2 separate regions of the Homo sapiens genome follow, and region 1 is linked to region 2. A link is a loop called in an ENCODE intact Hi-C map of the cell type or tissue named here. Cell type or tissue: A673. All regions are shown on one strand. Links, peaks and the distances in the headings refer to the core of each region. The heading gives the core; the rest is flanking DNA.

Region 1 (5,390 bases), core at 333-5,332, 290 kb after region 2:
GCATATCTACAACTATCTGATCTTTGACAAACCTGAGAAAAACAAGCAATTGGGAAAGGATTCCCTATTTAATAAATGGTGCTGGGAAAACTGGCTAGCCATATGTAGAAAGCTGAAACTGGATCCCTTCCTTACACCTTATACAAAAATTAATTCAAGATGGATTAAAGACTTACATGTTAGACCTAAAACCATAAAAACCCCAGAAGAAAACCTAGGCAATACCATTCAGGACATAGGCATGGGCAAGGACTTCATGTCTAAAACACCAAAAGCAATGGCAACAAAAGATAAAATTGACAAATGGGATCTAATTAAACTAAAGAGCTTCTGCACAGCAAAAGAAACTACCATCAGAGTGAACAGGCAACCTACAGAGTGGGAGAAAATTTTTGCAACCTACTCATCTGACAAAGGGCTAATATCCAGAATCTACAATGAACTCAAACAAATTTACAAGAAAAAAACAAACAACCCCATCAAAAAGTGGGCGAAGGATATGAACAGACACTTCTCAAAAGAAGACATTTATGCAGCCAAAAAACACATGAAAAAATGCTCACCATCACTGGCCATCAGAGAAATGCAAATCAAAACCACAATGAGATACCATCTCACACCAGTTAGAATGGCAATCATTAAAAAGTGAGGAAACAACAGGTGCTGGAGAGGATGTGGAGAAATAGGAACACTTTTACACTGTTGGTGGGACTGTAAACTAGTTCAACCATTGTGGAAGTCAGTGTGGCGATTCCTCAGGGATCTAGAACTAGAAATACCATTTGACCCAGCCATCCCATTACTGGGTATATACCCAAAGGATTATAAATCATGCTGCTATAAAGACACATGCACAGGTATATTTATTGCGGCACTATTCACAATAGCAAAGACTTGGAACCAATCCAAATGTCCAACAATGATAGACTGGATTAAGAAAATGTGGCACATATACACCATGGAATACTATGCAGCCATAAAAAGTGATGAGTTCATGTCCTTTTTAGGGACATGGATGAAGCCGGAAACTATCATTCTCAGCAAACTCTCGCAAGAACAAAAAACCAAACACCGCATGTTCTCACTCATAGTTGGGAATTGAACAATGAGAACACATGGACACAGGAAGGGGAACATCACACAACGGGGACTGTTGTGGGGTGGGGGGAGGGGGGAGGGATAGCATTAGGAGATATACCTAATGCTAAATGACCAGTTAATGGGTGCAGCACATCAACATGGCACATGTATACATATATAACAAATCTGCATGTTGTGCACATGTACCCTAAAACTTTAAGTATAATAATAATAATAATAAATCAATCACGACCCTTTCATGTGAAATCTTTAGTGTTGTGAGCCCTTAAAAGGGACAGAAATTGTGCACTCGGGGAGCTCGGATTTTAAGGCAGTAGCTTACTGATGTTCCCAGCTGAATAAAGCCCTTCCTTCTACCAAAAAAAAAAAAAAAAGAAAAAAGAAATCAGAAAAGGTAGCATATTTGTATTATTCAGGGTTCTCCAGAGAAACAAATAATGGGATAGGTACGTAGATATACAAACAGATAGACAAAGATTTATTACGAGGAATTGGCTCACACAAGTATGGAGGCTAAGTTCCAGAATCTGCTGTCTTGTCTGTAAGCTGGAGGACAAGAAAGCCAGTGGTATAGGTCTGGTCCAAAACCAGAGGCCTCAGAACCAGGTGAGCCAATGGCATAAGTCCCAGTTTGAGTTTGAAGATCCAAAAACCAGGCGCACTGATGTCTGAGGGCAGGAGAAAATGAATGTCCCAGTTTAAGGAGAGAGAGCACATTTGCCTTTCCTCTGCCAATTTGTTAATTCTCATTCTCAACAGATTAGATTGGATGGTGCCCACCTGCGTTAGAAGAAGTTGATTCTTCTAACATGATCAACATTTGGACTTTGCTCAGTGGAGAAAGAGCAAGGAGTGTTCTATTCCATACTTAGGTCTGAGTCAGAGCTGTACATACATCCTACAGAAAATAAGCTCTGAGCTCCTTTTCGTTATCACTCTCTGTAAAACATTCTGCACAGAAACATTCTAAAATTTGCTCTATAAATTGGGAAGGCTGGAAGTTCTTTACTTTGTGGCTGAAGTGAGGAAATCAATCTATCAGCCCATATATTTTTGACTAATCAGCAAAATATTTACTGTCTTTTCCTATATTTATCAAATGCATAGTAACTCTAAAGGCATGTCAATGTAATATCTAGTAAGGAATTAAACAAACAGTTCCAATTTTCTTATGCTCAAGATCTTTTAGAACTAGGTTTAATTGCTTTCAGGACCTAGCTCTCTGGGCACATTCTGATAGGCAAGACTAGTCTACTTTTGGACCAAAGTATTTTTCTGCAATTATGGAATACTGAAAATTCTTCTCTTTTCTGGGGAGAAAAACAGTCAACCTACCCTTTATTATAGGCCAATGTACTCTTTAAGATGTTGTGGAGCTACTTTCCATGCAGGCTTAAAGGAATTGAGTAGAAGAAAAAGAAAAAGCACTTAGTTTTAACTATGAGAAATCAGGACAGAAGAATTCTAAACATTATGGATGATTTTGTCAGATTTAGTAGAATTAAGAGATGCTGACACATACGATTTCTAGAAGCATAAACATCTCAGTTCCACTCCATGCTTTCCATTGGCGTGAATGAAATTTTGATCTGTGTATTCTCACTATCTCCTCCTACTAGTGCCTTATCTGATGTATGGATTTCTTTTTCTGCATATCTGATGTTGCCATGCCTCCTAGACACTTCCTAGCTAACCTGGCAAGCCTCCCTCAAGTGTCACTGAGGGATCTGGTGTGCCTTGCTGCCCCCTATTGGTGGCCAAAAACTGTTAAGCTAGGGGCTCCAATGCAATCTTAGACTTTGTTGATTAATGCCAGCATCTGAGAGGCACTGCTTACAGGAGCTTTACTATAAAGTTGTTTTTAAGCAAAGCAACTATTATGTAGTGATTTTTATTACTTTAAAATTAGTGGTTTTGTTTTTAAAATATTTATTTTGACTTCGTTTTTCATTCTAAATTTATAAGGAATTTATTTAGTTCTTTTTATGGTCTTTTTCTAAGATTGCCACTACATTGCCGAAAGTGCAAGGCAAAAGTTTCCACTAGAATTGTGCAAATGTTTTATTTCTTTGCACTATTAAAACAAAAAATGGACTTCTTATGGCTGTGAACACAGTTCGTTCTCTAAATTGAAAACATGTCTATTGGATTTGCATATTGCTTCCTTGAATCAGGCGTTTTTTTTTTTAAGATTTTAGTGATGTATTAGTAGGCTTAGGCTACCATAACAAAATATCATAGACTAGAGTCTAAGTAGCTTAAAAAACAGAAATTTATTTTCTGACAGTTCTGAAGGCTAAAAGTTCCCACATCAAGGATCAACAGGGTCTGTTTCTGGTGAGGGTTCTCTTTCTGACTTGCAGATGGCCACCTTCGCGCATATGGTGAAGAGGAAGTGCTCCAGTGTTTTTTCCGTTTATAAGGACATCAGTCCTATCAGATAAGGGTCTCACCCTTACAACTTCATTTAACTTTTCCTAGCTCCTCACAGGCCCTGTCTCCGAATGTAGTCACACTGGGGGGTTAGAGTTTCAAAATATGAATTTTGGGGCGACACAATATTGTGTCTCTAACAAATGGTGACATGTGGATTTTAATAATCTAACAAAATTTCAATTAATCAAATTACTTTAAAAAATCATATACCATGAGATAAGAATAAATGGAAATGGGCTTGGTATCAGAATGATAAGGCATGGTCCTCACCGTGTGAACTGACAACACAGCTGAGGAAAAGGTTCTAAAATCAAGACTAACACAAGGGAAAAAAATGAGAATGTAAAGTACTAGCTCATCATACTGTCTTTAATTATAAAAGAAGTTTAAGTGTTGCCCAGAATAACCAGAGAAATGCTTTAAGACGAAATTGTATTTAGCCTCGTTCTAAAGGACGACTAAGGTTTTATTAACTTCAGTGAGGGAGGTATGAGGAAGAATATTTTACCACCAGGAAGGCACTGACTTCAGAATGAAGACAAAATGTGCATTACAGTTTAAGTACCTTAGCCTGACAGTCAGAGAGGACATTTAAATGCCTTCTACAATAAAATATTATCGTTTAATAATCCCTGTATATGCATAGGATGCTGGTTCAGAATATATACATGGTCTCTGTTCTTTGTAAGTTTGCAATCAAAGACCATAAATACTCAAGTCTGACAGTTTGGTGCTTTCAGAATTTGCTTAAATCACCTGATATTTTCCCACTAGGCTATGGACCTGACAAAAGCAGCGGGTTATGTGTCTTGGGCTGAAGCATGACACAAAGAGCCATTGATGTTGGGCTGAAAACAGAAAAAAACTCTTCCTCCCTTTGTTTCTTTGTTGTTGTTGTTGACTGCTTGGTGTGTCCAGAATAATTTTAGAGCATCCAGTGGAACCCCTAGCCATTCCATAGGGTAAGGGGTTAGAAACACCAATTGGTTTGAAAACCTTGATACTTAATACTTTCTGTGGCTTCTCTTTAAATTACTCTCAATAGTTTATTTATTCCTCAAACCATGGGGAAATCAGGTCTGGAAACATCAAGTGATAACACCAAGTGAATGTTAAAGACACACACCGCTCTACCTACCAGCAGCGCCTGTGAGCAGAGTCTATCCCACTGTGGACATATGTCTAGTGTTACCATCTCCAATCATATAAATGCCTTGGTCTGATCAGTAATGTACACCTGTAATTTAAACTGGATTCTCTACCACTATTAGACAAAAAGTTGTTTTCTGAAAAAGCCATTGTGATGTCAATCATATCTCCTTTTGCAGGGTCTGGTCTGGAGAAAAAACTTGTGTGGTTGTTGAAAATTGTCTTTGACTTTGTCCTTATTTTGAGATCATTTTCCTCCCTCTGTGGACTCTCTTCCGGCCCAGGTTACCACATTGCACTTCTCCTGCATGTTCACCTCTGCTCTCCCCCAATTAATCAAAGAAAACTCTCTGTTATCAGTCCTCTAAAAGCTGGTGTGAATTTAAGTCATGGTGTTATCTCTCTACAGGGAATTTATATTTTTAGTTTATCTATAATTATAGAATAAATGCCTTTATTCTTGGTAAAAGAAGCTTCAGGCATGAGCAGAGCAAACAGAAATGCTTTTAAAGTCAGGGGGACTTTCTGTTGCTGTTGAAATTACACAGAAGAGATAGCAGTCAACTTTATTGGAAAGATTGGTATCCAAATTGTAAAAGTACCTCAGACTTAGGGGTTTATGTAAAATGCAAGGTCAAAATTACAATTAAAGGCATATTACTAAAGTATTTTGGAGATAAGGAAAGTGAAATTGACATTTACTG
Region 2 (5,390 bases), core at 181-5,180:
GGTCTGACTCTGATTCTGCCTTTTCTGTAGGATTATATTTGTGCACATGAACAACATCTTCCCTTTCTCCTAGCAGCTTGGAAAGTAGTGAATAGAAATCACCTGTGGAAAAAAGAGAAGAGATAAGGGCGTGGAGGGTAGATAAGATTGCAAAATTTACAAAATTTGGTGCTTTAAAAAATATCTACTCATTTCTCATAATAAATAAGAGAGAAGTTTGCACTCAGACTTTTAAGCATAGGAGGAAAAAAAAGAAAAATTCCTAGACCGATGAAATACTTTATTTCATATATCATCTATTTCTTTATGTATAACATCTATTGACATATTAGTAGAAAAAATAATGCTTATGTAATTGCATGGCACATTTCAATAAATGGTTTTCAAAGTATAGTTTGATACGGAAATTAAGAGCTCATCAGATTTCTAAAATAAAATATCATCAATAGCTACATTAGATAACAGCTATCTGCACAAGAAACTCTTTGCAGTTGTCCTTTAAAACCTATTGAAGTGCAAGCCACAAGAAATGAAATATACATTTCTTGAGCAGGAAATATACATTTCCTGTAAAACACAAGTAAATACGTATCCATTTGACAACTGGGAAACCTAAATTTTATTATTATTTTGTTAGCAGTGCTACTGTAAGCTCTAGTTGTTCCTCTTAAACAAAAAATGAGCAAGTGAGAAAAATAATTTTTTGAGCAAAGGATACTTTTAAATCAGCTTCAAACAAAGGAAAAGATTTTAATAAACTGATATCATTAGGGTGATTCATCACTAAAATGCATTCTATGCCTTCCTGTATTAAGGAGTAAACTTGGGTATGAGACTCCAATTCTATGAAAGCAAATTATTTGTAAAATATTATCACATATACAAAATATGACTACAGAAAGTTCATGAAGTATTTTAACCCTCATCATTTCCACGATGACTTCAAATCCATTTATATCAACTGTGTGAATGGTAAACATATTCTCAATGAAAACACAAATCTGCTCTCCTACACCAAACCCAAGGGCAACCACCAGTTCTTCCTTTTCCTCATCCTATACTAGGTGCTGCTAATGATGAAATTACTTACGACTATGGAGTCCTGTTGCTTACGTTTTAATTACATTTACAGCACAATTAGAAAACATTTATAAAATCTCTTTTCATGACCATTAGGAAATGAAAATGATAACTGGTTTAGCCATGATGTATTTCACTGAAGAATATATTATTAAGAAAGTGGTGCAAGGGGAGATGAAGTCTTTCCAAAATGATGCTAAGAGATTCTGTCATGTTTACAAATAGTCTTGGTTTAATGTTTCAAAGTAGGTTTTCAATTCTTGCCAGTGAAATCAGCTTATCCCAGGTGAAATCTTCAATCAGAAAATAATTACCAAGTAATAGGGCCAATCTCAGTAAAATAAACAAAGCAAATTATAAGTCAACCAAATCTGTTAGGGCACAGTGGCATTCTGCCTCACAGAAGAAAAATTAATACAGTTCATTACTGCTAAATTCTCGTGTACCACACATTAAATATAAATAGTTTCATATGCTTGTACAATGAAACGTCTTATTTAGGAAATAAAATACAAGAGTATTTCAGGGAGAGATAAACCATTATTTAAAAACTTGAGGCTGGGAGTGGAGGCTTACATTTGTAATCCCAGCACTTTGGGAGGCCCAGGCAGGAGGATCGCTTGAGCCCAGGAGCTCGAGACCAGCCTGGGCAACAGAGTGAGACCCTATCTCTCTAAGAAATAAAAAAATTAGCTGGGTGTGGTGGCATTCAATTATAGTCCTCACCACTTGGGAGGCTAAAGTGGGAGGACTGCTTGAGCTCAGGAGTTCAAGGCTGCAGTGAGCTATGATCACGCCACGGTACTCCAGCCTGAGTGACAGAGACAGACCTCATCTCAAAAAAAATTAAAATTAAATAAAAACTTGAATCCATATGTTTAAGCTATTATTGTTATTGAGACAGGGTCTCTCTCTTTCGCTCAGGCTGGAGTACAGTGGCACAATCTTGGCTCACTGCAACCTCTGTGTTTAGGGTAATCTTGATGGAGGAAGACAGGTTCAGAACTATGCATAGTCATTCAGGTTTGTAAGAGGAAATCTAAAAGCTGTGATAAAATACCAAAGGTAGAGCACTCCAGTTCATGTGAATTTATCATTTAAAATTGTTATTGGGTTAGGAAAGCAAAAATTGTTAAAATAATGCAACAGGCTTGGCTGCACACAGTTGCACAGGCCTTGCCAGAATAAAGTTTCAGAGCAGAATCTGTACAAACATCTTGTTACATGAGAGAGAGACCACTAGATGGCTATCTCTTACATTCCTATGTGCAAACCAGAAAGAGTTTTTTCCTCTTCTAGTGTACTAGATATAATATGGAATCCTGAAATGTTAACCAATTTTCTTAGTCACATTAAGATGTTTATTTAGAAAATACATCTAATGAATATAACAGATGGAGTAGAACATAAATAAAGCAAGTTGGTGGTCCTGACCCCTGTGTCATCTCTCAATGTTTCCTTTTTCTTTTCAGTTTATGTTCCACTCATATTGGCTTTTCATTTCCTTGAATATCAACTCTAAGAAGATATTGTTTCTTCTGCCTGGACCACTCCCTCCCCACTAATAAACTAGCTCCTCAACTTTCAGATCTTAGGTGTCACATCAAAAAAGCCTTTCTTGACAATTCAACTCAGGGGTCTCTGCTGGGTGCACCTATAGCACTCTGGTCTTTCCCTGTATGGCAACTCCTCAATTCAAATACACATCAAACCCTATTTCTGTGCCCCTAAGAAATAATTCTACTTTGTGCCTTTAAGTAAATTCTACTTAACTTAATAAAGATAGTGACAATAACCTTTAGAAATTACTTTGTAGATTTAAAGAAGACAGCTAATATTAAAATACCCAGTCCAGTACATATCATAAAGTAGGTGTCACTAAATTATAGCTATTATAATTACTGACTGAAAAAACAAACTAATTGCAACATGCATCTGCTTCAACCTGTGGTTTATATAATATTTTAAAAATCAGCTCCTTTTTCCAGTCAAACATTTGGATTTTTGTAATAGAAAACAAAAAGCCCTTTTAGGACTGGGCACGGTGGCTCATGCCTGTAATCCCAGCACTGGGAAGCCAAGGCGGGCGGATTACTTGAGGTCAGGAGTTTGAGAACAGCCTGGCCTACGTGGTGAAACCCCATCTCTACTAAAAATACAAAAATTAGCCAGGTGTGGTGGTGGGCACCTGTAATCCCAGCTACTTAGGAGGCGGAGGCACGAGAATTGCTTGAACCCCAGAGGCAGAGTTTGCAGTGAGCTGAGATCACGCCACTGCACTCCAGCCCGGGAGACAGAGTGAGACTCAGTCTCAAAAAATAAATAAGTAAAAAAAATAAAATTAAAAAAAAAGCCCTTTTAGGTTCCTAGCCCTCTATTTTCTTAATAAGTCACTGTGGCTACTACAGCTAATTGGTTACTGGCTTTGCCAAAGGAGGCTGTATCTGTACCTTCTCCATCTCTTTTAGCGTATCTTTGGAAAAAGAACTCTCTCTACTCCACTGTTCTGAATGCCATTCCTCCAGAATTCCCTAAAGCCTCTCCTGTCTTCTCTCTTTTCTTTTTTATTAATAAATACAACTTCTTTACCTCATATCTGACTCACAGGCTATACATACACTCACTTAGGGCTTGAGTTGTTGTGGAGGTGGGGAGAGACTCTCCTCTAACATAACATATCCTTCAGGCTTTTCCATCTTCTCTCTTCCTTTACAAGCTCCAACACTGTCCAAAAGAATTTTCTGTAATAATGGATGTAATCTATGTCTGCACTGTCCAACCTAATAGCTGCTAGACAGACACATGGGGCTGAGTACTTTGTAAATGGCTAGTGCACCTGAGAAACTTAATTTTTAATTTTTTACTTTGAATTAATTTATATTCAAAACATAAATATTTTCACCTAGTGTTTACCATATTGGATGGTGCAGGGCTACTTGCTGATTCATTCTTCCTTACATCCTTTTCCCTCCCTAAATTGGATGCATTTCTTTCCACTTCCTATTTCACCGTTGTATGACTTCTCCAAGAGGTAAGGGATCCTAATTGCCAATGCTAATAGACTCTTTATTTTGATCTACTGGGAGGCTGTAGCCCTGTTGAAAGTTCCCTTCAGAACCTCTCTCCTTATAATGTTGTTCTTTACAGGTCTTCTCCACCTATCATCTGTGCTTCCTCTTTTTACCGTCCATCATGTAAAAAACGCTGGTGTTTTGGGAAGTCTGTCCCTGAAACATTTTTCCCCTGGCTAAAGCCTCTTCCTACTAAGTGATCTCAGTCACTTACAAAACTTAAGCTACCACCTCCAGGCACATGACTACCAAGCCTGGAGCTCTCCTAACACCAAACTGGTGTTACAAAACTGTCTTCTGGAAAATCCCACTTGGATGTCTGTCTGTCTCATTTGAACTTAAAATGTCTAAAATGGAGCTCTTAATCTTCTCGCCATATTTTAACCTTTTAATAGTGTCTCTCTTAGTGATGACACTTTTTTGAGTAAATCAACTCAGAAAACTGTGTTCTTCTCTCTCTAACCAGTGAATCACAAGGTCCAACCTAGGCTGATTTGCAACATCAACTTTTCCCTCCTTACCACCAGTACTCATTTGGGAATCTTATCTTTTGATTGTCATAGTGAAAGACTCTTCTCCTTCCTCAGAAAGGACCCCCATCTCTGCTCTGGATGACAAAATCTGTCTAGGATGGTATTAAAAGTGGCTCTACCTCTACGGAACTGATGTGTGATTGATGGCACCCTACCCACCTTGGACACTCCTGGGTTATATCCCCATAGCTACCTTTTCCACAGCTCTGTTCAGCTATATATTTCTGAGTGGTATTTTCTTTTCTTTTTTTTTTTTTCCACTGGACTAACTTTGATTTTGATTTGTGGCATTTTTTATTATACTTTAAGTTCTGGGATACATGTGCAGAATGTGCAGGTTTGTTACATAGGTATCCACGTGCCATGGTTGTTTGCTGCACCCATCAACCCATCATCTACATTAGGTATTCCTCCTAATGCTATCCCTCCCCTAGCCCCCTACCCCCCGACAGGCACTGGTGTGTGATGTTCCCCTCCCTGTTCCCAAGTGTTCTCATTGTTCACCTCCCACTTATGAGTGAGAACATGCAGTGTTTGGTTTTCTGTTCCTGTGTTAGTTTGCTGAGAATGATATTTCCAGCTTCATCCATATCCCTGCAAAGGACATGAACTCATCCTTTTTTATGGCTGCATAGTAGTCCATGGTGTATATGTGCCACATTTTCTTTATCCAGTGCAGCATTGATGGGCATTTGGGTTGGTTCCA

What was found. Peaks named below come from ENCODE experiments on the same cell type or tissue, not always from the same donor. Only the 100,000 strongest peaks of a DNase experiment are listed, where the experiment ranks them.
Region 1: it touches region 2 in a loop (5-fold over the local background); 29 of 110 quality-filtered maps call a loop at or near these places.

The regions. Positions count from the first base shown.
Region 1 is chr5:102,679,042-102,684,431 of GRCh38, reverse strand. The region is part of intron 2 of LOC105379104 (a long non-coding RNA gene); the gene reads right to left. Among named protein-coding and RNA genes, the nearest start is that of LINC00491, 10 kb to the right of the region's middle. In A673, for the core only: CTCF peaks have their summits at 2,661 and 2,868 (motif pointing left); a DNase peak (open chromatin) is centred at 2,831.
Region 2 is chr5:102,968,828-102,974,217 of GRCh38, reverse strand. PAM (peptidylglycine alpha-amidating monooxygenase) reads right to left here. Exons shown (of 26, transcript NM_001177306.2): 15 at 1-102. Among named protein-coding and RNA genes, the nearest start is that of GIN1, 150 kb to the left of the region's middle. In A673, for the core only: CTCF peaks have their summits at 2,127 and 2,331 (motif pointing right); a DNase peak (open chromatin) is centred at 2,327; H3K27ac peaks cover 1,276 bases.